5 separate regions of the Mus musculus genome follow, and all the other regions are linked to region 3. The links are chromatin loops, found by intact Hi-C in ENCODE. Cell type or tissue: left cerebral cortex. All regions are shown on one strand. Region 1 overlaps Spns2 (spinster homolog 2). Region 2 overlaps Mybbp1a (MYB binding protein (P160) 1a). Region 3 overlaps Gm51906 (a long non-coding RNA gene). Region 4 holds the start of Spns2 (spinster homolog 2). Region 5 holds the start of Ggt6 (gamma-glutamyltransferase 6).

The links. Hi-C counts contacts between places; a loop is a spot of excess contacts. Peaks named below come from ENCODE experiments on the same cell type or tissue, not always from the same donor. Only the 100,000 strongest peaks of a DNase experiment are listed, where the experiment ranks them.
Region 1: a loop joins it to region 3, with 3 times the contacts of the local background. A loop is called at or near these places in 3 of 42 quality-filtered maps.
Region 2: a loop joins it to region 3, with 2.6 times the contacts of the local background. A loop is called at or near these places in 13 of 42 quality-filtered maps.
Region 4: it touches region 3 in a loop (2.8-fold over the local background); 13 of 42 quality-filtered maps call a loop at or near these places.
Region 5: it touches region 3 in a loop (3-fold over the local background); 26 of 42 quality-filtered maps call a loop at or near these places.

What each region holds. Positions count from the first base shown.
Region 1 is chr11:72,467,059-72,472,058 of GRCm38, forward strand. All of the region lies in intron 2 of Spns2 (spinster homolog 2), which reads right to left. Among named protein-coding and RNA genes, the nearest start is that of Gm40194, 12 kb to the left of the region's middle. In left cerebral cortex, no CTCF peak of the experiment used is centred here; DNase peaks (open chromatin) are centred at 190, 340, 2,359 and 3,137; H3K27ac peaks cover 2,251 bases.
Region 2 is chr11:72,451,740-72,456,739 of GRCm38, forward strand. Mybbp1a (MYB binding protein (P160) 1a) reads left to right here. Exons shown (of 26, transcript NM_016776.3): 26 at 1-31. Spns2 (spinster homolog 2) reads right to left here. Exons shown (of 13, transcript NM_153060.3): 8 at 4,761-4,950; 9 at 4,564-4,629; 10 at 2,561-2,659; 11 at 2,315-2,478; 12 at 1,815-1,861; 13 at 1-1,376. The coding sequence ends at 1,819. Among named protein-coding and RNA genes, the nearest start is that of Gm40194, 3.1 kb to the right of the region's middle. In left cerebral cortex, no CTCF peak of the experiment used is centred here; DNase peaks (open chromatin) are centred at 2,871 and 4,171; H3K27ac peaks cover 2,701 bases.
Region 3 is chr11:72,562,296-72,567,295 of GRCm38, forward strand. It overlaps Gm51906 (a long non-coding RNA gene), which reads right to left. Exons shown (of 4, transcript XR_003949712.1): 4 at 1,522-2,130. Among named protein-coding and RNA genes, the nearest start is that of Spns3, 15 kb to the left of the region's middle. In left cerebral cortex, a CTCF peak has its summit at 2,181 (motif pointing left); DNase peaks (open chromatin) are centred at 2,173, 4,661 and 4,926; H3K27ac peaks cover 469 bases.
Region 4 is chr11:72,488,086-72,493,085 of GRCm38, forward strand. It overlaps Spns2 (spinster homolog 2), which reads right to left and starts at 1,835. Exons shown (of 13, transcript NM_153060.3): 1 at 1,341-1,835. The coding sequence starts at 1,710. In left cerebral cortex, a CTCF peak has its summit at 2,036; DNase peaks (open chromatin) are centred at 407, 915, 1,388, 1,948 and 3 more places; H3K4me3 peaks cover 2,461 bases; H3K27ac peaks cover 2,452 bases.
Region 5 is chr11:72,434,433-72,439,432 of GRCm38, forward strand. Ggt6 (gamma-glutamyltransferase 6) reads left to right here and starts at 1,094. Exons shown (of 4, transcript NM_027819.2): 1 at 1,094-1,332; 2 at 2,007-2,209; 3 at 2,287-2,400; 4 at 2,707-3,975. The coding sequence starts at 1,187. The coding sequence ends at 3,737. In left cerebral cortex, no CTCF peak of the experiment used is centred here; DNase peaks (open chromatin) are centred at 2,071 and 2,956.

The sequences.
Region 1 (5,000 bases), 95 kb before region 3:
CAATGGCTGTGTCTAACAATCGGCTCACACAATTCCTAAAAATTTAACAATCGACTCTCATGAGCCACTCTAAGCCAGCTCCCCACGCCAACTTCCTCATCTGTAAAATGAAGATAAAAATAGCTGCTGCTCTGGTGGCTTGAGTATTGGATGAGACAGTGTGGGGGAAGGTGCTTCATGCCCTGCCCTCCGAGGCGCAGGCTGGGTCAACAAGGCTCGTGTTTACATTAGCCAGGGCCAGTATTATTTCCTTACATCTACAGAAAGAATGCTTTCTTGTCAGCTCTGCCTCCTAAGACCTGCCCAAGATCAGATCAGGATGTGGACGAGGAAAAGCTTAGTCTCAAAGGGCTTACACATGTTTAGAGGGGAAGAGGAACAACTGCCTTCTGTATGCCAGTCTGAACTGGGTGGGGAGTGGGCAGAGACAATCTGAGTAGGCAGTGCCTCTTGTCTAGCCAAAGTGCAGGTCCTACCATGAATTGCACAGCTTGATGTACTTAAAGCCTGTGAATCAGTAAGGGTCACCAAATCCTGCTAATGTCAAAGTGGGTAATGAAACGTGCCTAGGAGTTCACCATGATGACAACACATGCACACACACACACACACACACACACACACACACACCACTCTCTCGCTCCCCCTCACACTATCTCTCACACACAGTCACACACACGCACACATGCACACATACTCTCACACACACGCACACACACTCTCACACACACACATTATCTCTCATACACAGTCACACACATGCACACATGCACACATACTCTCTCACACAACACACGAACACACACATACTCTCTCACACACACATACTCTCTCACATACATACTCACACACACATGCACACACACATACTCTCTCACACACTCACACACACATACTCTCACACACACACATACTCTCTCACACACATTCTCTCACACACACACACTATCTCTTACACACAGTCACACATACTCTCACACACACACGCACACACACTCTCTCTCTCACACACACACACACAAGCACACACACATACTCTCACACACACTGACACACACACACACACACACACAGAGGCACGCACACACTGTCACAGGCACGCGCACACTGTCACATTCACACACACATTATATAAATTTCAAGTCTTCTAATCATATTGTACGATGGTTAATGAAGCACGATGCTTATTGTTAATAACGCCTGCAGTTGTCACTGATGGATCAGTTATGACAGACCAGGCCCTGGACACACACTTGGCACATGCATTCATCATTTCTGTCGATTCTCTCTCTAACTTCATCTTACAGAGAAGATGACCCAGCTGAAAGAAGTGATGTCACAGGGCAACTGTATGTCTGAGTCAAAATTAAACTGTAGTTTAGCTGACTCTGAAGCCCTCGCTTTAAATCATATCACTTGATGCTAGACTGGGAAGAGGATGGTCCCCACAGACGCCCCTGACGTCAGAGAATATTCATGCTATACTGGGAACAGCAGGAGATGGGTCAGGCTGCAGCGTGAGAAGGCCACAGGGGGACACACGTCCCTAGAGACCAGGACTGGGCTTACATTCTGAGGCCTAGCATGTCCCATCCCACCCCTGTGAAGGGAGTGCTTTCAAAAGCCCTCACTGAGTGACTGAAGGAACCTGAGGCAGGCACCTGGACCTTGGCCACATGGCACCATTTTCAGCAGGGCCGTCTGGCTCTCCCACTCTGGCTTTTTGCTCCTGCAGTGGGTAGGATCACTGCAGCTAGGTAGGCTCCCAGAACAGCAGTGCACGTGTTTCCACCTGCCAGTCAGGCCTGCCGTGCTCCCAAGCTCCTCCATTCCATCAGAAAACTTGAGCCCTACTTTTCTGTACCCACATTACAGCTGGAGCCACTGAGGCCCCAGCGAGTAGAGAGACTCATCCTAGATGACTTAGCCAGCTTGCCAGTCTTATGACTTCCTTTAAGAACAAAGGAATTCAGGGTCAGGAATGTGCCAGGTCACCTTTGCAGCCTGATGAGGAGCCTCCAGCTCTTCCTAGCCCTCAGGGGTATCACTGGCCAATGGCAGTCCCTGTACGCTGCTAGGATAGGTACAGGAGGAACAATCCAAGCAAAGGACAGAGAACTATATGTCCCTCAGAAACAATGGGCACTGAGAGGCCTACAGAGCCAGTAGGCAGTTCTGCTGGGAATAAAAACCAGCAACAGCTAGAAGCTTCCTGTGCTGTCCACCCCAGCCTCCCTCTTTGTGGGAGGACAGCTTTCAGACCAGACTAGCTACCCCGCCCCACCCCCAACCTCAGTGTAGGCAGAGTGGATTTCCCGGCAGTTCCCGCATACACGAGGACATCCTGTGGCCAGGGTGTGGGGAAGACCTCACTCAGCTCACGCTTGCTGAGCCCACAGGTCTAGGACAATGGAGCTGTAGGGCAAGTAGCCAGGCAGAGGGGGGAGGGTACCCAGGCTACTGTTGATGGGAGGAGTCCCAGCTCAGCATTAGAGCTCAGGCACCAAGCCTCACTCTCCTTCATAGGGTTGGCTCAAGGCCATCAGAAAATGGAAAGGAGCCTGGGTGAGGGTATATGGTATGTGTGTGTGTTTGTTTATATATATTATCATGGATAATGCACACATGTAATCCTAGAGCTCAAAAGACTGAAGCAGGAGGATTGCAAGTTTGAGCTACCAAGCAGGTTTCAGGCTTCAAAGTAAAATGAAAAGTGCTTAGGACATAGCTCACTGGCAGGGCACTTACCTAGCAAGTTCAGGGTCCTGGGTTTTATCCCCAGTGCCACAAAAGAAAAATAAGACAGATGACAGGTTGAATGACATTCCTGAGGTGACATCTACCTCCTGTGGCTGACAGAGGACTCAGTGTGCAGACATCTAGAAGGCAGGAGCAGGCCTCACAGGGGCTCTGCATGCAGTCACTCTGTGGCTCTATCCATGGTAGGAGATGTCCCTCTCACTACACGTGGGACCTGCATGACCCCAGAAACTGGCATCAGAGTAAGAGACGGCAAGGTAGGTGCTAAGAAGCCACTGTGGCCATGAAGCCTACCTCCTGCCCTTGCCTGGTCTGGCTGAACCAGGGTTGTTTCCCAAGTTCAGACTCCAGCTGGCTGCTATTTTGAGAAGACACACCACCCTCCACATCCTGTGGGCAGGGAGGATGCTCAGACAGACGTGGGTAGCCTCTGCCATCCAAGTCCAACCCAGGCCACTCCAACTGATGGGGAAGACACGAAACATACATAGCTCCACTAGTGGCATCTGGGGTCTGTCCACACTCAGCCCTCAGGCAGGAAGAACAGCACTATTGCTCTGTCTATGCTCTGCTTTGGACAGAAAGCCTGTGCTGGTGTCTCCAGCCATAGGTGGCTTTTGGGGTCTCCTGGGAGGGTGGCTGTGGGGCTGCCTAGTTGTACCCATGGAACCTTGGTCTGTGAAGCAGAGCATGTTCCTGGACTCATCAAGGTTGAGAAGAACAAGGCCTGAAGACACTGTCTGGTTTCACTCTGAGCCAGCTCTTCCTCCATCCCTACCCCATCCTGGCATTTCCTGTGGCCCCACAAACTCAAGCCCTGAGTAGCCTCCAGCCTCCTCTGCCATCCGTTCCTGCACTGGGCAACAGTGTGAACACTGATGCATACAACCACATGGTCACGCCCTGCTCTCAAGCCTTCTCTGCTGCCCTATCGATCGATCTAAGACAAAAGCCCAGGAACTTGAGCCTTCAAGCCTTTCACAAAAATGTCTTCCTGATTCTTCTGCCTCCACTTCCTCCATTCTCCCCATAGGGAAGGTCACAGCTGACCAATCACAGGTCACAAAGACCAGGTAATATCACAAACAACAACACACTGCCCCTTCTCAGTGTTGCATTGACGCTGACTCCTTCAGACTCATCTTCTAATTTATTTTCTCTTAAACTGGGTCTAGTTTACTCATGTTTTTGAGACAGAGTCTCACTTTAGCTCAGGCTATCCTTGAATTCAATCTGTAGTCCAGGCTAGCCCAAAATTCAGAGCCTTCTTAAATGCTTGAGATTTCAGATGTGAGCTACCATGCCTGGCTAGTTATATCTATTTTTAAAATCTTCTTAAAAAAAAAAAAAACAAGCCTATTATCTATAGCTCTTCAGGCTGCTTCCAGGACCAGCTGCCAGCTCTCACAAAGGTGAGTTGCCTGTGGCATCTGTATTTTTCCCCTGGTGCTGGGAATGGACCGGAAGGCCTTGTGCCTGTGGGGTAAGCACTCTACCACTACATCATACATTCTTCATGTAGTCTGTCCTGCTGTGCACTGTTCACTTCGAATGTGAGTTTGTCTTCAGGGAGAGCCGTCACTGTGTCCATGTCAGTTTTGGATCACGAAGGCTTCCCTAAAGAGCCATTTGGATTTGCTCTCACTGGGGTCCCTGGAAACAGATGGCTTCTATGGAAAAAAGAGGCCGGAGGCCACTGGGACTGGCACCAGGCTCTCTGCAAAAAGTCAGAGGCAACATCTGCTGGGAGTGGGACCTCTACCAGCTGAACTGTCTGCCAGCCTGGACAAGCTTGGGATCCGGGAGCTTGCCTGAGTCCTGGCAGGAAACTGAGTCTGTCTTGTGACCCTGAAAGTCTAAGCTAGCACCGGTCTGAGCTTTGGGTAAAAAGCCGCCAACCTGGAAGATGACCAGCAATGCACAGGGAGCTATAGAACCAGCATTCAGGGGAAGCCTGCTTTGATATCCTGTGCTGCGTGTGTTTGAAAATTTTGTGAAAATGTCATTATGAACACTGCCAAGTGCCCAGCAGATACAACTGCCCTCCGAGCTCTGAAACATGACTTCAGCTCCATCTCCCACACCAGCTTTTGACTTTAGCTCTTTGCTTCTGGCACCTGGGAATTCCCTGTTAGCTTTAGCTTTCAAGTGCAGCTATGTAATTTAAACAGGTTTTCTCTTCATATTTTCTTGAGCTTGGAGAGCAAGGTGTGGGTGGGTGGGGGCGGGGCTCTGATATC
Region 2 (5,000 bases), 110 kb before region 3:
AGCAGTTCAGCTTCCGGAAGGAAGAGGAGGCAACACTTGGACCTGGTTCTTGTACAACAAGAAAACATTGCTAGGGCCCCTGCTGGGGTTAGGGTGGGAGCCAGGCTGGTCTTTAGGGATAGCACCCTCTGCAAACCCACGCCCAAACCCCCAGGGTGCCCCAGAGTTTGGTGGGGTGGGTACCACTAACTAACACCACTGAAGCCACAGCAAGTGGGATACAGCCACAGGGACTGTTGTTACCCAAGCTGGTTCTGGAAGTTTCCTGCAAGTTGTAATGGTACCCCAGGACCAGAGCCACCTTGGTTACAGCGTGCAAGGAGTGTAAAGCTGGGGATAAGTGCCCAAAGGTGACTAAGGTGGCTGCAGGGGAGTGAGGGGTTGTGTGTGTGGGGGAAGTGTGATCAAAGGCTGGGGTGAAGGCCCGGCCCCAAGAGTCAGTTGGGGTATGATACCTATAGGCACTGGTGGGCAATCTCCAGCAGTTTTATACCCTAGGCCAAGTAGTGTGGACAGCTGGGTAAGTCCTTTAGCATCTTATCTGACTCCTCATTGGAAAGGACTCTTGGGTCATCCTGCATCCTGTAGGATGAGGTGGCTTCTGGGGTACTGTAGGAGTTGGGGGGCTGGGGTAAGAAAAGGTCAAGTTCTCAGCCTACCACCAGGGCCTTCACCCCCTAGTGCCGCAGCTTTCTTTAAGGGGGTGCTCCCACCTGAGAAAACCTCCAGGCAAAGAACTAGCTGAAGACAGCAGAGATGGTATCCTGGGAGACTGTCCCAGCCAGAAACACCCAAAAGTGGATACCCAGCTACATATGCCAGGCAGAATTTGCTGTTCCCAAGGTTAGAGCCTAAGAGTGGGGAAGTGGTCCCCATACACCAGAGCCTTTGGCAGACCTCAGAACTGGAACTGAGGTCCCGAGACCTGAGCCATGTCTTCTGTGTATAGCCCAGGACCTGTTTCTTCAAAGCTGTGGAGTGTGCCTTGCATGGCACACAATGGAGGAAGCTCCAGCTCCTTGTTTCTACTGTCGAAGGAGGACGGCAGTGGCTCCCTCAAGATCATATGAGCTAAGGGCAGGCCAGAATCTCCCCAAATCCCTGCTGCACGGTGGCTTCTATCTTGGCCCTCCAGTCCCCAGCCAGGGCTGGAGTTGTGTCCAACTGAGTGGTTCCAGCACACACAGCCTTCCAGGCTAACTGAGGATGCGGCTTCTTCTTGAAGATAGGGCCACTCAGTCCTGGCGGTCCCAGGCCAAAGAGGGTGGGTACCCAACTGTGAGTTACACAGGAAGCTTTGGGACCGTCCTGCCGGTCCAGGATGCTGGAGAACCTCTCCCAACCTAAACTGCAGTTCATTGCTGTCCCAGCGGCACCTGTGGGAAGGGGTCAGGTCAGAGGTGGAGCTTTGGGTATTGTTCCAAAGCTGGCTTCCTCAGCTTTCTCCCGCCATTCCTGTGAACTTGGGGCTCTGATCCTTGTTTAACATTACCAGAAAGCTAAAGCTTCCAGGGCTAGGCCACTGGGAAGGTCAGAGACCTACACCCTTGTCCAGGAGGATTTAGGAAGACAGCAGGACCTGGCAAGTTCCAGTGCTGACCTATGCTCCCGGCCCTTCCAGGGAGGGGAGGGCACTGATTTACTGGAAGAAGGCAGCTCCCACAAATCCACAGATTCCGTGACAACATTTCAGAGGAAGAGGGCAGACCCAGGGTAGAGGGCGTGTGCTAGGGGAAGAGATGGTTTGGAAGGTGTTTTGTTCCCTGTTCCTTCAGGGCCACTCCTCCCACAGGAGTTTCCTGGCCTGCACTCACCACCTCAGACTTTCACGGATGCAGGAGGCATCACCAGCTGGTTCACCCTGAGGGAGAGACGGGCGGGGGTCAGGGTGGTACATCAGCGGGGACTGGGCCCAGGCACGGCTCTGGCACATCGAATCACTGGGGCCGGTAGACCGGAGGCGCTGGGCAGGGACCTCGTCAGCCCCAGGGGGGAGGTGGGAAAACCCAGGGGGAGGGAGAAGAGAGAGAGAGAGGAATAGAGAAAAGAGGAGAAAGAAGTCAGAAAGTGAGAGAAGGGGATGGGTCTCCCAGCTCTAAAACCCTGAGAGGAACTCCAGAGAAAAACCCATATCTACAGCTACCACAAAAGGGCCTTTGGGCCTACAACATACAAGCTAGGGCCTGGGAAGACTGGTCCTGGCCTCCAACAAATCACCTAGCCCTGGAAGTACAGAGTAACTCACTCTCTCCACACTAGGGTAAAAGCTGTCACAGTCCCTGCTTCACAGTGCGCCCACCCCAACCCTACTCACTGCTGCTCAGCCTTGGCACGGTCGCTGAGGAAGAAGAGAGCAGTGGCAAGGAAGAACATGCCACCCAGGACCACGACAAAAGGGCACAGCATGAGGGCATAGCCCAGGCTCAGGAACTCCCAGAGCGGGGAGTCCTTGGTGCTCTGGCGGATTAGGTCCGAGATCTGTGGAGATTGGGGTATGGGTGTCAGGACAGGACTATCTCCTGCGCCCCACACCAGGCCAGCCCCACCCCCAGCCACTCACAAAGCCAATGAGGTAGGGGCTTCCAGCGTCCCCCAGCAGATGGGAGGTGAAGCTCTGCAGGGCCACAGCAGTGGCTCGCCGAGTGGGGATGACCACATACTGGAGGAGAAAGGGCAGGTCAGGGCTAGAAGATCCATGCACGAGGCTCATCCCTGTGGCTAGGACACTTCTGAAACCCCCACAGCCTCAGCTTCCTGTCCTGGTATCTTCACTCCTCCCACCCAGCCCTGAACTTCCCTGCCCACCATGTAGGATTGGCAGCTCATCCCCAGCGATGGGAATCCGCACCTCCCTCCCTAGCACATTCAGCCATGAAGCACAATTTGGGTATCAGTTGGCATAGATCTTCAGACCAGAGCTCTTGGAGCATGGAGGAGCTGAGTTCAAAGGCCTGGAGGTGCTTTTTCTTTCTTTCCTGTTTAACCCGGGCTGAGCTCAGGTTGCTCTGCTCCTGGAGAGAACCTTCCGTTCTGAGGGCTCACATGTGGAGGTGTATAACTTCTAGACACAGAGTTCCAGCTTCTAGGCTTCCTGCCTTTCCCTTCTACAAGCTAAACACCTGTCTTGGTTCCCTTCTTTGAGGACTCGGCAAGGATGAGGCCGGCTGAGGTGGAGAGGATATGAACTAGAATCCTACCCCCAAAGCGCCTCTACTTGACACCGGCTAAGAACCACCAGGCCCCAGGTCGCCCTGCGCTAGACAGAATAGGCCCTGACCTTATGGGATCGAAGATTAGAGAGACTAGGACACACAGTACCAGGTACCCCTGGCCACGAGCTCCAGCCACTCTCACTGTCCATGACATCCATCATTGTGTACAGTGGCAGCAGCTGGCACCCTCAAAGTACCCTGCTGGTGGTGATAAGACAGGGAGGGATCTAGATCTAAGGATATTGCATGGCCCCATTTCCACCACTAATTAGTCACTTAGCTGGGACACTTTGTAAAACTGGGACATGATTTCCCTGGGACCCAGACCCTGCCAACAGTTCTCGGGGGACTGATGGGGAGGAGTTGTCAGGGGAGGCCATGCTGCCCAGCACCAAAGACACTTGCTTCAGTCTTGCCACCCTTCTCACTCAAGGGTTATGTAGTGACCTGTCCCTGCCCAGCCCCTTGGTGAGGCACTTAGCTGAGTCCTCCCCACCACCTCTCCATGGCTTATACATGGTTAGGAAACAGGCATTGGTGGGAGACACAGGTATGTGGGAAAGCATAGAGTGAAGCATGGCAGATTTCCTGAAAGGGAGGGACTACAAAGGCCCCCAGACCCTGGCCTCCTGGCCTGAGCACCAGCCCCTAAGCATGCCTAGGGCATTTATTCCCCTGTCCCACACTTCTCCCACTCCATCTCCAGTCCTTTGTAGTCTCCTGACTCCCATCTAGAGATTTCCCAAAGGACCAAGGGCAGGAGTCACACTCGCTCCTGACATCCCCACCCCCCATTTCACTCAGAGCTACAAGTCACTAGGCCCACAGCCCCTCCCCTGTTCCTCCTGTCCCCACCCAGGAACACAAGCCTGAGCAGGCTGCTCAGACAGCCCTTTGTTTCTGGCCTGCTGGTCTGGAGGCCATTGTTGGACCCGTAAAGACAGCCTCTGTCTGTCCAGCCAGCCGCAGGCACTCGGCAGGCACGCCTGGGACCCAGCCTAGGACCCAGCCTGAGCTGGCAAAGCAGAATGCTAGGACACTCAATGGCTGGGGGGAGGAGTCCTGGCAGGCAGAACCACCTCAGTGCCAGCCTGGCACTACCAGCCTCCTAGCCACAACCTGAGACTAGAGACAACCATGCCCCTGCCCCTCAATATCTACCTGCTCAATTCTGTTTCCAGGCCTCTCCCAGATCCGACCCCTGTATATCCGCCGTCCCCTCCCTGCCTCTGGGTTCACCTCTCCCAGCAGCAAGTACTGCTTATTCTTCACCCACCCGCCCAAGCTACCGCAATGAAATTTAGAAGCCTGGGTCAGTCAGCCCATAGTGATTGTAGCCTTCTTGGCTTACCATGAGGATGTCTGCAGTGATGGCCCAGTTAGAAAACAGCAGTGTCTCTCCAACAAAAATGCAGATCTATTCACAGAGAAGAAAGCAACCATGGAGGGCACAGGGCAGGGACACAGGACCCTCCCTATGGGGGACAGAGGGTCCAGCAAGTCAGACTGCACCTCTAGCCCATCTTCCCCAACCTCCTGTGGACTCACATAAGCGCCTACAATGCTGGTCTTGGCAGCCACAAAGATGAGGCAGATGAAGATGGCGGATCCCAGCATGCCCACAGCACACACCAATGGGTCAGCACGTTGAGTCCGCAGGCGGCACCAACGAGTGGCTCCCGCGCCCGTGACTACGCCCAGGAAGCCAGTAAAGCAGGTAATGGCTCCAAAGATGAGGCTGTGGGGACAAAAGACAGCAGAGTGTGGTTTGAGCAAGGCTAAGGTTGA
Region 3 (5,000 bases):
TGGCTGGGGGTTGGGGGTATCACTGCAGTGAGGGCTCCCGGCAGCAGAAAACTCAAAGGCCCCATGAGGCTAGAAGTTGCTCACTCATGTAACTGAAAAGTGGGTGCTGCTGCTTCCCTCCCCACAGGGACCCTGTACAGGGCCCTGCTTGAATGTCCTCCCCGTGTGGAGGCTAGCTTCCTCAGAGGCAACCAACAAAGGCTAAAACAACTAGGATTCCAGCAACACTCCATCAGTCACAAAGTCTGTCCTTGACCCACGGTGGTGGCCAGGACCCAGTGACAAGAACAGCAGGGTTTGAAGCTTGTTGGAGCTGGCTACACACTCACATTCTAAGGTTTTTCATCAAACATGCAAGAGGAGAGCAGAGTAATTCCGATACGTGTGTGTGTGTGTGTGTGTGTGTGTGTGTGTATTCATCAGGGAAAAAAAATGCCCAAGATCTTTACTAGAAACCCTCCAAGTGGCTCTCTCCTAGACCCTATGAAGCAAGATAAAAGCACAAGCCAATGCTCTGGCAGCAAGAGAAGCTTGAAAGATGGACACCACAGGAGTCTACCTCTGTCCATGAAGAAGAAAATGGTTATTGGATAAACCAGATGTGGTGACACATGTCTATGATCTCAGTACTGGAAAGTTGGAGGTTGGAAGATCATATCAGAAATTCAAGGTCATTCTCAAACACATAGCAAGTTCAAGGCTGAACTACCAGAGACCCTGTCTCAAAAAAAAGGGAAGCTGAGGGACTGGAGAGAAGCTCAACTCAACAGTTACAAGTAGCCACTGCCTATTCACAGAACAGGAGTTATATCCCCAGCACCTCCATCAGGAGACTCACCACACCAGGGATCTGACACCCACTTTTGGTCTCTAGGGCACTGAACTCACACAAGCCAATTATACAGCCACACACACGTAGGGAGCTGGGGAGGTGGTTCAGTGGTTGAAAGCACTGGTTGCTCTTCCAGAGGACCCAAGTTCTGCTCTCTGCTTGCACACAGCACCTTCCAACCATATGAAACTCCAGTTCTGGGAGGACTTATGACTTCTTCTGTCCTCTTCAGGTACTGCACATATGGCGGGCAGCCATATATGCATGCAAAATACAACACACATAAAATAAAAATATATAAATTTTAAACAAAAATAGGACAGTAAGATGGCTCAGTCAGCAATGGCACTTCCTGTGCAAGCCTCGCAAGTCTGAGCTCAGTGTCTAGAACCCATGTAAATGTAGGAGAAGCGAGCTAACTCACAAACATATCCTACCGGCCTTCAGATGCACACCTTGCCATTCTTGTATGCACATATCATGTGTACGTATACAACAATTGAAAATAACTTTTAATTAATAACAAAAAATAAAAATAAAATCTCCCCAGGTGGTATTGATGCAAGCCTTTATTTTATCCCAGCACTTAGAAGGCAGAGGCCAGCCTGGTCTACAGAGTGAGTTCCAGGACAATCAGGGCTACACAGAACCACCCTATCTTGGAAAAAAAAACAATAAAGTAAAATCTCTAGGCAGATTCATATATACATATATAAGCCAGATGTGGTGACACTTGTCTATAACCCTATCACTTAGCAAGATCAGGAGTTCAAGGCTAAACTCAGCTACATTGCGAGTTCAAGAGTATCCTGGGCTTCTAGAGAAAAGAGGAGGGCAGAGAACGGGAATGAATATATGTCTGTTAGGTGAGGAAACATCTTCCTCGGCTGGAGCCTACAGGAGCCTGAGAAAGTCAGTTGCCTACAAGGAATGAACAGCCATATTCCCTGGAAAAGGAGGTGTGCTCTTAACCTCCTAATGCCTTTAACCCAAGCATTTGGAAGGCAGAGGCCAGCCTGGTCTACATAGCAAGTTCTAGGCTAGCCAAACCCATGTAGTGAGACCCTGTCTCAGAAAACAAAACAAAAACAAAAGAACCAAACGTTATGGTGTGGATTCCCAAGGAAGAAATCTGAGGTGGCAGAAACCAGTTGTGGTTTTCAGCAGGGGTCCTGATGGCATAAAGGGTACAGCAGAAGCAGCTGTTGAAAGCTGAGGGTCACAGGATTTCATGCCCGGGGTCCTCCTAGCTGACTGAGCACAGCAGAATTGCAGACAGTATCTTTCATCAGGGAGTCCTGTAGACAGATTAATTCCAGGTTTCAGTAGAGAGCGACATCCTGTGGCCATTAAAAGCAATGTCAGCCAGGACGTGGTAAAATGTGAGAAAGTTTCTTAGTAAATTTAGAGTGGTCTTAAGATGCTGTACCTCGGGGGCTGGTGAGATGGCTCAGTGGTTAAGAGCACCGACTGCTCTTCCAAAGGTCCAGCAACCACATGGTGGCTCACAACCATCCATAACAAAAATCTGAAAACTTCTGGAGTATCTGAAGATAGCTACAGCGTATACACATATAATTAATTAATTGATTAATTAATTAATTAATTAATTTAAAAAAAGCAAAAACAAAAAAAGTCTACATTCTTTCCTGCTGGCTGGAGAGAGGTCAGTTAAGAGCACCTGCTGCTCTTGCACAGGACTTTCACAGTTTCCGGCACCCCCATGATGGTTCACAACCACCCATAACTCCAGTTCTCCCACATCCGATGCCCTCTTTTGACCTCCACAGGCAATAAGTATACATATGGTGAACATGTACACATGCAGATAAAACACTTACACAAAAAATAAATTTTAAGCTGGGCGGTGGTGGTGCACGCCTTTAATCCCAGCACTTGGGAAGGCAGGCAGATTTCTGAGTTCGAGGACAGCCTGGTCTACAGAGTGAGTTCCAGGACAGCCAGGGCTATACAGAAACCCTGTCTCGAAAACAAAAACAAACAAACAAACAAATAAATAAAATTTTAAAAAGAAAAGAAATTTTAAAGTCTAAAATAAAAAGAAAGATATATGGTTAATGGTGTCAGTAAGGCTACTACATAGAGAGACCCTGTCTCAAAAATAGATAAGCTGGGTGTAGTGTGCAGACCTTTAATCCCAGAATTTCACAGGCTGAAGCTAGCAAATGTCTGGAAGTTTGAGGCTAGCCTGGTCTACATAGAAAGCTAATGACATCCTGTCTCCTTTTTCTTTTTCTTTTTCTTTTCTTTTTTTTTTTTTTTTTTTTTTTTTTTTTTGAGATAGGGTTTCTCTGTATAACCCTGGCTGTCCTGGAACTCACTTTGTAGACCAGGCTGGCCTCAGTTGTATCAGCAATTTACTCCATAAATGCCTGCTGCTCCCAGCCTTGGTCTGTGGGCAGTGGCTAATTCAGAGACTCATAACTGGTCCAAGCGCTGAGAGGAGACTGCAAGGCACTCAGCCCTAAGTGGGTTGAATCGACCCCTACTCCGTTTCCAGGGCTCCGGGAAAACTTCAGAAGAGAGGCTGTGAAGAGTGTAGGAGCAGAAGGATGGGAGCGAGGCTGTGAAACGCTGTCCCTTTGACACCACACAGGTGTTAGATTCACAGATTCACAGATACAAGGTTTAACCCATCAAATTCTAACACAGATGAGGGAGGGGCTCACAAGACCCCACCCCTGGTTGAAGACCTGTTGTCAGTTGATGGCTACTAAAAAAAGAGTCATTTTTCTTTGGGAGTATTACCGCTGATAGATTACTAATGTTCCAGTGAATATCCCAAAACCAAGAACACACAGGCCTCAGAGAGTTACTAAAGAGAAGAAAACATGGAGCTGGGAAGCGGTTCAGGAGAATTGGAGGCAGGGGGCAAGGGGTGAATATGATCAACAAAAGTATGTAACTTTGGCCTAGAGAGATGGCTCAGCGGTTACGAGCGCTGACTGCTGAGGTCCTGAGTTCAAATCCCAGCAACCACATGATGGCTCACAACCATCTGTAATGGGATCTGATGCCCTCTTCTGGTGTGTCTGAAGAGAGTGACAGTGAACTCACGTACATAAAATTAACGAATAAATCTTAAAAGAGAGATACATCTCCTCTTTTTAAAAAAGTGACTTTTTCAAAGAAATTTTAAAATTATATTAATTAAAATAAAACCATCTCTAATTTCTATGATGGTCACAGCAACAGACCCGGCCATATGGTTTTCCTCCCTGGCTTCCTTGCCATGGTCTCTGTAGGCTTCCTAGTCATCCCTAATTTTCCTAGGACTTGGATAGTAGTTTACTCTCTTTCTATCTTCCCTGGTGACCCATTCAGGTGATATCACCAGCCACAGAGATGGCCCTTTCACCATCTGGACCTCTGGACCCTCTTGTAAACAATCACGTTACCCTAGCAATCCCATGAGGATTACCCACATCAGCACCACCTTTAGACTCATGACTTAAAGCACATACTCCCCCGCCCCCACCCCTCACCCCCAGATCAAAACGCCCCATCGCCCCATCGTTCTCCTCCCTACACCGTGGCACTCTCCTTAGTCCTACTACAGTCCATGGGAACCTCGAAGCTCCTGAGCGCATGCCATGGTCCCTAGCCATCAGGACCTGTTTTCTCACTCCCTCTTTTGCCGATTCATGATAGGTCTCTATCATCACCCATAGCTCTTCTCCCAGGTTTCTCCTCCCTTGGCTGATCTGCCAAAGCCCCCGCCCCAGCCCTCCATTTCACACCTGCACCCACACAGCTAGATGGAACCAAAGAGGAAGAACAGACCGTGCTTGCAGGGAACTCATTGTAAACTCATCCCACGAAACTCCAGCAGGTGCAAGGCAGTGCCCAGAAAACTCCCTCCCTCCCCGGGAGGCTTGCCTTCCCATCCTCCGCTCCACTGCAGCAAGTTGCCTGTCCTCAAAGCCCCTCCACTGCCGCTCTGCACTCTCTGGGGAAGGAAAGAGGAAACACACAGACAGACAGACGCCTTCACCTTCCACCAACTCATCTTAGGCCCCTCCTGTGTCCACCTCAACTCCCCACTCTTCTCTCCTCAGCTACTCCTTCCCACACGCCTACTCCATTGTTCCACTCTGTTGGTCTCCCTCTTCCCACGCGTCATTCATCAAGCTCAGTGGAACACCAT
Region 4 (5,000 bases), 74 kb before region 3:
GTGGGTGTACATGCAAGGTGGGAGAGGGGCAGAGTTCTTTCCTTCCACTTGACACAAAACTATCCAAGATAGGAAAAGACTAAGGCCCCCAAAAGAACACCCAAGTACCCAGGTGGCATGTGGTTGTGTGGTTTATGTCAGGGCTCTCTTTTCCCAATCATCCCTGAGTTTTCTTTAGTGAGGCACAAAATATCCAAATCATCTCTCTTCCCCTTTCCTCTCCCCTCTTTCATATTAGGTTGTGGGATAGAATGTTGGGTCCCCCCCACCACACACACACACAACTGCACTCCTCCACCGGGAGCCCCGGAGACCAGCCTAACCAGTGTTTCTTTTCAAAGCTACATTATCCTCAGGCAGGGCCAGCTCTAGGACAGGTCCCTACGTCTTGACCCCTGTGAAGACAGGGAGAGACGCCAGCAGAATAGAATCCCAGAGTCACATCCACACTAAGAGGCCCAGGGATCAATCAATTCACAAACGGAAACAGACCTAAACACAAGCTGAAACTGGCCCAAGGTCACACACACATTAAGCACATTCAGGATAGAAACCCAGTTGTATCCATTTCAGTCTCAAACCTGGGGTTGAGTCGCAGAGATGCTCAAGGAGCATGAGGCTGCCTCTCTTTAGACCAACCCCCCCAGCCCCCGCCCCCAGGCCTATGCCCTGCTCCAGGCTCCAAGCGCCATGGAGCAGAAGGAGGCGTCTCCAGGCCTCAAGCCAGGGCCAGCTGCAAACCGCATCCTGGGTCCCCAGGCGGCACGGACCCGCCCCGCCCCTCCCTCGGCTCCCCGCAGGCCCGAGCCTTTGTCAGCCACGCGCTTACAAGCTCACACACACATATCCGCGCTGCCACGCGCGCGCACACTCCGGCTGCCTGGCGCACACCCGCAAGAGGCGCACACACTGGCCGCACGCATGCAGGGGGGTGGCTGAGACCGAGGAAAGAAGGAACAGACGGGCCGTGCAAGCACAGACGGCCTGGACTAAGGGAAAAGGAGGAGAGGCCGGGGAACCTGCGGCTGTGGAGGAAGGGGGCGCACAGGCGATAAGGCAAGAGAGACGCAGAGGAGACTCTGGGAGGACAACGGATGAGCCGTCAAGGGCTTGGCGAAGGCTCACAAGCTGCTCCAGGGGTGGAAACTCCACCAATCCCTAACACGGGGAGCGTGGGGTGCTTTGGATTGGACCCATGGAACGCCAAAGCATCGCTTGAACAGAGGGTCCTTAGGGACTCTCCAGAGGGCTTGGATCTAGGGAGCTGGCAACCAAAAGCTCCCTAGGGCATCTGGGATGGAAGGGCCCTGGTCCTCGGGCTAGATGGGGCATTTGCTCACCTGCCACAGTGTACCTGTCCAGGTAGTTGAGCACGTTGCCTAAACTCAGGATGGCAGCAGCTGCCCCCCGCCCTCGGCCTAAGCTGGCCGGTTTGGGCTGCGGCGCGCTGGGGCCCTTGGCAGCTGCTGCGCAGCCAGGGGTGCTGGGGATGCTGGGGAGTCCGGACGGGACCCGCCTCACGCTGCCGGACAACGTCTGCACCTCTTCGTCGGCGGACACGACTCCAGCGCCCCCAACACCCCGCGCCCCGCAGCAAGCGCTACCTCCAGCCCCTGGCTGCGCCCCCCGGCGCCGGCGCCGCCGCTCGGCGTCCGCCTCCTCCTCCTCCGCGCCGCCCGCCGCCGCCGAGGCGCATTCCAGGCACATCATGCCGGCCCGGGCCGGGGCGGCGGGGGGCGCGGGGGGCTCGGGGGACGCGAGGCCCAGCCCGGGCCCGCTCAGTGCGTGCGCGCGCCGCGGAGCCGCCGCTGCACCATCCCGGCCCGGCCCGTCCGCTTCTGCGCTCGGGCTCCAGCCCTGGCTGCGCCGCTGCTACTGTTCAGTCAGTGAGACGCGCGGCCCCGGCGGCTCTGACAGCTGCGGCCGGCCCCGCCCACCAAGCTCGTGTGCCCAATCACCTCCGGGCTCAAGCCACAGCCCCGCCCCGCACGTGCTGCCCCGGGGGGTGCGGGGGCGCCTGGCCGCACAGCCCCACCCGCCTGACGGGGGCGCAAGTCACGCAGTAGCGCTGCGGCCACGGAACCCTCGGGGATCAGGAAGCGATTGCGGGGAGCTGCAGCACCGATTAGGATTTAGGTGAGGGAAGAAGGGTACCCCAGACCCTACTCAACTTCCACCCTGCCCCTGCGATGGGAGAGGACCCCTGGCTGAGGCCGAGGAAGGCCCATGGCTTAAGCTACGCATTAAAAAAAAAAAGTCTCAGATGGTCAAAACTGGGGAACCTGTTGTAGAGCTGACTCCAACAGTTACTCACCTTAATTCAGTCTGTTTAGGCAGCGCTGCCTAAGAAACATGATTGGTGGACCCAGGACACAGACCTCATGAAGGTCCATTGCTCTCCTCTATAGAGAAGCACCTCCATGCTATGACCTGGGCTCACTCTGACCATATCTCTACCCCCCATAGAGTGGAGCTTGTGAGAACCAGGGCTCGGATTAGAGCCCAAAAGAACCAGGAGGGCCTCCTCAATGCCAGGCAGGGTGTCCTACACCTGTAACCCCAGCGTTTGGGAGGCTGAGTCAGGAGAGATCCAATCTCAGACAAACGAGAAGGAGAGGGGATGGAGCAGAAAAAGCCTTTGAGGGGGGTACCATCTCCCCAAAACCCTTAGTGAAAGTTGGAAAGCTGGATCCTAGCCTATATCTGCTCTTGCGTGTGGCTTAACATTGGACGAAACCTCTATCTTTCTGGGTCTTTGTTTCTATTGGGGGAATATAGTCCAGGTAGTTGAGCACGTTGGGGGGGGGGGGGTTGTCAGTTCTGGAGAATGGCTAGGTAGCTTCTGTGTAAAGAACAGTCTTCTCTTGTAAGTCCATCATTTGGGAGGCAGAGGCAGGTGAAACTCCGAGGTTCCAGGCCAGCGAGTCCAGGCCAACACGTCTCTAAATAAATAAATATGTAAAAGGAAAGAAAGAAGTTAAAACCCAGTATAGCATGTTCTCCCTAGTATGTGCCAAACCCTTGGTTCAAATGAGAGAGTCAGGGGAGACTTAATTCAGCCCCTCAGATATCCAGTGGTTTCTGTCTGTTTCACAGACAGACTTCAGGTCACCAAGGTGACCCGTCATAAACAGACAACTAGTCAATGGTCTGGTTGGTACGAAGCCAGGGCCCTGAAATCATCTTGCTAGTGCAGGCTGCTCCAGAGCCCACGTCCACAACAGGAACATCTTGTGAAGGTGTCAACCACAGTGAGTCATGGCATAGCCAACGGATGACAAAGCATAAGGCACTCAAGCACACACACACACACATACACACACACACACACACACACACACACACACACACACACACACACACGAACACACACACACACTCCACTGTCTTAGTGAGCAGAGTTAATCCCCAAGCTGGTGTTTCTTGGCGCCTTCAAGGTGTCTTTTAAATTCTGTGAACTGACTAAAAATATGCTTCGGCGTGTTGAGTATGAATGACTGTGACGGAAGGTTAGGAAAACAGATTTCATTCTGAAAGTTGCCTGCTGCCTCTTTCCAGCTGGCTGGATTCTGGCCTGTAAAGTCAGTCGGGGGGCGGGGGTGGGGGGGGTTTCAATGCGTGGCCAGGGATAACAGGTGATTAGCAGACAAGCACAGACCCAGAAGCTCCATGGGGCCAGATCTGTGTGGCTGTGCCAAGCGAGAGGACCATGTCTGCTGTGGATGCTGCCCAGCTGTGTATCTGTGAAGGAGGCTCTGCACGATGGCTTTGCACTCTACCCAGGCTGCGTCTCAATTTCCCACCCCTGAACTCTCACCCTTTCACAACCCTGGCCTGCAAGGCCAGTTTTGGTTTTGATCCACTGCCCTTCATCTCCACCCCTGGTTGAATTCTAGAGTAGGAAAAGAGGGCAGTCTTTTGAGTCCTTCATATGTGGGGCCACCAAGCAAGCCATCCATTCCTATTATGAGACTTCTAACTTAAAGGCAGTTTCTGGAGTTGATCCTGTGTAAGATAAAGGGCCCCAACCCATGGGCAGGGCGATAGAAACAATAAGCTCTTTCTGGCTGTGTGGCTGCGCACAGATGAGGGCTTTGTGAGAACTCCTGGCAGCATCCTAAGACCATAGGATGGGCCTCTGGGTATTGTTTGTTTTGGAGAGGGGTTGAGGTAGAGTCCTGGCTGTCCTGGAACTCACTGTGTAAACCAGGCTGACCTCGAAACTCATAGAGGTCTGCCTGTTTCTTCCTCCCAAGTGCTGGGATTAAAGGTATGAGCCACTATGTCCTTCAGACCTGTGTGCTATTATTTCTGTCTCTGTGGCAAGGATACTGAGAGACTCTGGAGAAAGAAGCAGTCTGCCCTCCTAAGCTCCTAAGCTCTCTTATGGCTACCTCCTAAGTCAGTACCTTCCTGGTTAGCCATCATTCTACCCACATCTTCTTCAGAACTCTTTTCTTCTGGACAGGATGAGAATCTGAACTCAGCAGTGGCTCCAGGACCTTCTGATATTCATTCATCTGCTCCACACTGTAACTGCCACACAAGAGCTAGCACATACCTATAATCCAGAACCAGAGAAACTGAGGCTGGAGGATTGCAAGTTCCAGGCCAGTGTGACCCACACAGTGTGACCTTTTCTTAACAACAAATTCCAAAACAAGTTAGGTCAGAACATTAGGTGCTATTACTCCAAGGATAACTATATTTGGGAAACGGTAGGGTAAACAGAGATATTTCCTTATTGAGAGACGTCTCAGATCCTTTGCTATGACTGTGCTGGCTAAATTTATGTCAACTTAACACAACCTACAGACGTTTTGGAATAAAGAACCTCAACTAAGTAACTGCCTCCACTAAATCGGTATGTGGGCAAGCCTGGGGTGCATTTTCTTGATTAATGATTTATGTAGGAGTGCCCAGCCCACCATGGTGGTGTCATCCCTGGGTAGGTGGCCCTGGGTGCAATAAGAAAGCAGGCTGATCAAACCACAAAGGAC
Region 5 (5,000 bases), 130 kb before region 3:
GGAGGTAGAGGCAGGCAGATTTCTGAGTTCAAGGACAGCCTGGTCTACAAAGTGAGTTCCAGGACAGCCAGGGCTATACAGAGAAACCCTGTCTCGAAGAAAGACAGACAGACAGACAGAAAGAAAGAGAGAGAGAGAGAGAGAGAGAGAGAGAGAGAGAAAGAAAGAAAGAAAGAAAGAAAGAGAGAAAGAGAGAGAGAAAGAAAACAAAAGACAAAAGGAAGGAAGGAAAAAGAAAAGTAGGAGAGAAAGGTAAACAAGACTTCTCTGGCTTCTTCCCAGATGCCCTGACTGTTCCGCACTCCAGCTGCGTTCTGACTCTAAACGTTAACCGGTCTTACCTTGTTCTGAGCCTTGCTTAAGACACACAATGTGTGCCCTTTCCTACCTGGCCTCTTTCACTCCCCATGTTCCCTCTGATTCATGTACAATATTACACATAATTGTCTCTTGTTCATTCTTTCTGCTGCAGATACCCCAGTGCCTGAATAATGGCTTGCACGGTTTTTCCTGACAATGGTGTTAGCATAGTTTCCAATGTGGGACTGTTGCAAATAGCACTGCTTTGCCCAGGAACAGGTCCTTGATGTGAATGCCAGGAAGAAGGTTGGAACCGTGTTTTCCAGACTGTTTCCCCACAGAGGTCTCTGACTCCGCCTTCTGGACAAAAGCCACATGACACATCCAGGGATGGCCCTCACCCCCCAAGCTGTTCGCCAGATTTCATAGTAGCCCAAGATTGGACCATGACCCTCCTTGGAAGCCACACCCCCTGACAATATAACCTGGTTGGTGGTGCTAAGCCACACCTAGGCTACCCTTTGTAACCATAGCTCTAATTCATGTCCACGATTCCTAGAGACCTGAGTAGCTTTGGGATCTCAAAGGTAAAGAGAGACTCCACTCACCCCACCTCTTAGTCTATAGCTATAGTGTTGGGCTCCTCCTAGACCTGTATAAATTGTGACTCTGTATGGCAGCTGCTCGGGGAACCTTTATAAGAGCCCCGAGTCCTAACGAGGCAGGCTCATAGCAGCCTTCCCAGCCCCGCCCTGCCCAGACCTGTTCTCTGTTTCACCACCTCCATTCCCCAAGGCCACCCAGCACCAGCCACAACCTGCTTGCTTGCCTCTCTGGCAGTGTCAACTGTCAGGGCTCTCGGCAAAGATCTGGGGTAGCACGGGCCATGGATGCCACCACAGGACCTGTGCACTATCACAAGCTACAACTCTGGGAGCCTGGCGTGGAGTCAGAGGAGGAGGAGGAGGAGGAAGAGGAAGAGATAGCAGAGCCACTGGTCCTCTCCCTAAGGAGACTCCAAAATACCCCCCGGTGAGTCAGCAAGGGCCTGGGGACCTCCATAACTCAGGCTGGACGGCTGGCAAGGTCCTCTCTCTGGAATCCCTAAGCTGGGTCAGGCAATCTCACACTTGGCTGAGCATCAGGGACTTTCTAGATGAGTTTGGGGGGAGGGGAGCTCTAGGCTGCAGATCCAACTTGGGACTGAGCCAGTCAGTCAGAGGAAGGTCTGTGTATCTTAAGAGAAGACATCTTAGACATCTGTATCAAGCTGGACCCAGTACTGCCCCAGCTCTCCCAGCCTCACCCCAGCTCCATGCCATAGCACCTGCTGGACGGGTTGGGACTGGGCTACACCTGGATGAACCCTGCTCCTCAACCACCTCTCCCCATGTGCCAAGCCCCTTCCAGGTCTCCCTCTGACTGACTGGCCACCCCTGCCTCCTCCAGCTCTTCTGTTAGACACTCTCTCCAAGCCAGCCTCAGTTTCTCCAACTTTTTCCTACCTCTGTGTCTTTGCCAATGCAGTGCCCTGGGCTCTCTCTCTCTCTCTCTCTCTCTCTCTCTCTCTCTCTCTTCTCTCTCTCTCTCTCTCCAATTTATACTCTTGCAAAATCAAACCTTTGGGGGAAACATTCCTTGGGTCTTCTTGGGGTTCCTGGGTGCTCCTTTACCCCATCCCTGGCTCAGGACTCCCCTTTCTGCAGGAACGAGGTTGGTGGGTTGCCAGGAGCCTGGGCCCGCCTGCTGGCAGGCTTGTTGCTGCTGGCTGTTAGCAGCTCTCTGGCTCTGAGGCAGCTGCACAGTAGGGACAGCCCAAGAGGAAACTTGGGCTCTGTGGCCCCTCCAGCCAGCAGACACTCCCATCGCCCTGGTGTGTACCACCACAGCGCCATTATCAGCCCGGCAGGTCAGTGTTTGGGAAGGGGCTAGGGGTCAGTGGTTCAGGGCACCTCCCCATCACACACAGACCTTTCCTTACTGCAGCCACATGTTCCCAACTGGGCCAAGAGTTGCTTGTCGCTGGGGGCAATGTCGTGGATGCTGGAGTTGGAGCAGCTTTGTGTCTGGCGGTGGTACATCCTCATGCAACAGGCTTAGGTCAGTGTAATCTGTGGGCCCTGAACCTCAGAGCTTCTAACCTGGGGCCTAGTTAGTGACCTGGAACTCATTAGGGCAGTCAGTGGCCATTACCTCAAGACTAGCTAGTGAGCAGGACATGGGATCTGAGCACCAGGCCTAGTCTTGAGTAACCTTTGACCCTGGTCAGCAACTCCTGATTTCAGGCTTAGTCAGTGACCTCTATTGCAAGCAAGACAGTGATTCTCTACCTGGGACCACTGGAGGATCTTGACCCCAATTCTGGCCAGTGCCTCTGATCCCCATGTGACCTCTGTCTCCCAACAGGTGCCACATTCTGGGGTCTCTTCTACAATAGCTCTTCAGGAAACTCAACTGCCCTGACAGCAGGCCCAACCCAACTCCTGGCCCCCGGCCTGGGGCTGCCCACGGGTCTGCCTGCTCTGCATTTGCTTCATGCCCACTTCGGCCGCCTGCCCTGGCCACACCTGCTGACCAAGCCTGCCATGCTGGCTGAAAAGGGCTTTGAGGTAGATGCACCCCTGGCAAACGCACTAGCCATCCAGGGCACAAAGGGGCTCTGTCCATTGTTCTGCCATACCAATGGAACCCCACTGGGCCTTGGGGCTCGGGCCACCAACCCCAACCTGGCAGCTGTATTACGCAGCGCAGCCCTGGCCTCCAGCCCAGATCTCGCTGGGAAGGCCTTGCTGAACCCGCTGGTCAGAGACCTGGGGTTAGAGTTACCTTCTGCTCAGCCCGTGCCTTCCTTAGAGCCTGCGCTGCAGCTTCTTCTGCCTCGGGGGGTCCTGTTCACGACTCCTGGCCCCTCAGCAGGTCCAGAACTTGTGGAACTGCTGGAGTCTACTCTTCACTCCAGGACACCCAGCTCTGCTCCCTGCCCACCATTCCTGCAAACTGCTGAAACCCCAGTGAGCAGTGCCCTGGCCACCGTGGACAGCAACGGCTCCATGCTCCTCCTCATCTCCTCAATCAACAGTTCCTTTGGTTCTGGACATCTATCCCCAAGTACTGGTGTTCTGCTCAGCAACCTGGAAGCCAGCCCTGCACCTAGTGCCTGGGCCTGTCCACTCATCCTTCGTGACAACCTGGATGACACAGAAGCCGATATGTTGGGGATGGTGGCTTCAGGGATCTCCAGAGGGGCCAAAGCCATGACTTGCACCTTGCTCAATCATCTGGCAACACCCCAAATCCCACAGCAGCCCCAGCATCAAAGACCCACAGAGAGCCCTGGCATATGTGGCCAAGGGGCCCTACTGCAGGCGGTAGTCCATGCAGAACACGCCCATGTCTCCAGTGTCCCCAGTGGCTGCTGCCCCTTTCAGGGGTATTAACAGAGGGGCAGAGGTGTCTGGAACTTGAGAGCCAGACAGAGAAGGTCTAGCAGCAATGAATGTATGAAGAGAATGTATCTGTGAGGTGTTTGCTGCTCCATCACATGAAGCCTCCATCCTAATCTGTTACCTGGCTCTGGCTCTGGCATCCAGGGCTGGTCCAACCACATTTCCTGGTACCCACACTGATGGAATTTCTGACTTTTCTATCAAATAAAGACCAGAAGATGATGAAAAAGAGTCTGAGTGCCACTCACCTTTGGGAAAGCCCAGTGGAAGGTCACCAGCCCTTACTGAGTCTTTGGGCAGGGTGGGCAGCTCCATCTTCCACTGGACCATTCCCTGCTGATCTTTATCAATTGGACTGGAAGCTAATAAAGTTCAAATCTTCCGGGGACAGAGTGACATCTGTGCTCTTTGGCTAACTTTCCTGTTAACCTTTGCAACACAGGTGATGAACGCCAGACACAGGGGGAGGAGCCTGGGTCTGTCTCTTTCGGCTTCCCCTGCTCCAGCCACCTTCTGCTTTCTGGGGTTCCATCTGCACAAGGTAAATCTCTTAGTTTCACGTGTAGAACAGATGGCAGAGCAGAGAAGGGTTGGGAAAATGAGTAGGAGGTTCCCCTGGGTACAGAAGGGCTGGAACTGGGTTGTTCCTGATCTCTGAGATCTCTTGAATACAACCCTTTAGAAATAGTTCCTCAGGCCAAGAGCAAGGACACCCAGTAGCACTTCCCCTACCTGACAAAGAGAAAGGAAATTCTTATTTAAGGGTTTGAGGGTTTAATTTTTTTTTTTAATTAAAATGATACTTTTAGACGGGCAGTGGTGGTACAAGCCTTTAATCCCAGCACTTGGGAGGCAGAGGCAGGTGGATTTCTGAGTTCGAGGCCAGCCTGGTCTACAGAGTGAGTTCCAGGACAGCCAGAGTTACACAGAGAAACCCTGTCTCAAAAAAAAAAAAAAGATGCTTTTATCTTCTGTGTGTGTGTGAACTGCATATATGCACATGTCCCACATGCTTCTTCTGTCTGAGGTCAGAGGAGGGCTTTGGCTCCCCTGTAACTGGGGTTACAGATGTGAGCTGCTATATGGGTGCTGGGAACTGAACCTTGATCCTCTGCAATAGTAGTAAGTGATTTTTTGTTTGTTTGGTTTTGTTTTTTTTCCAGACACGGTTTCTCGGTATAGCCCTGGCTGTCCTGGAACTCACTCTGTAGACCAGGCTGGCCTCAAACTCAGAAATCTGCCTGCCTCTGCCTC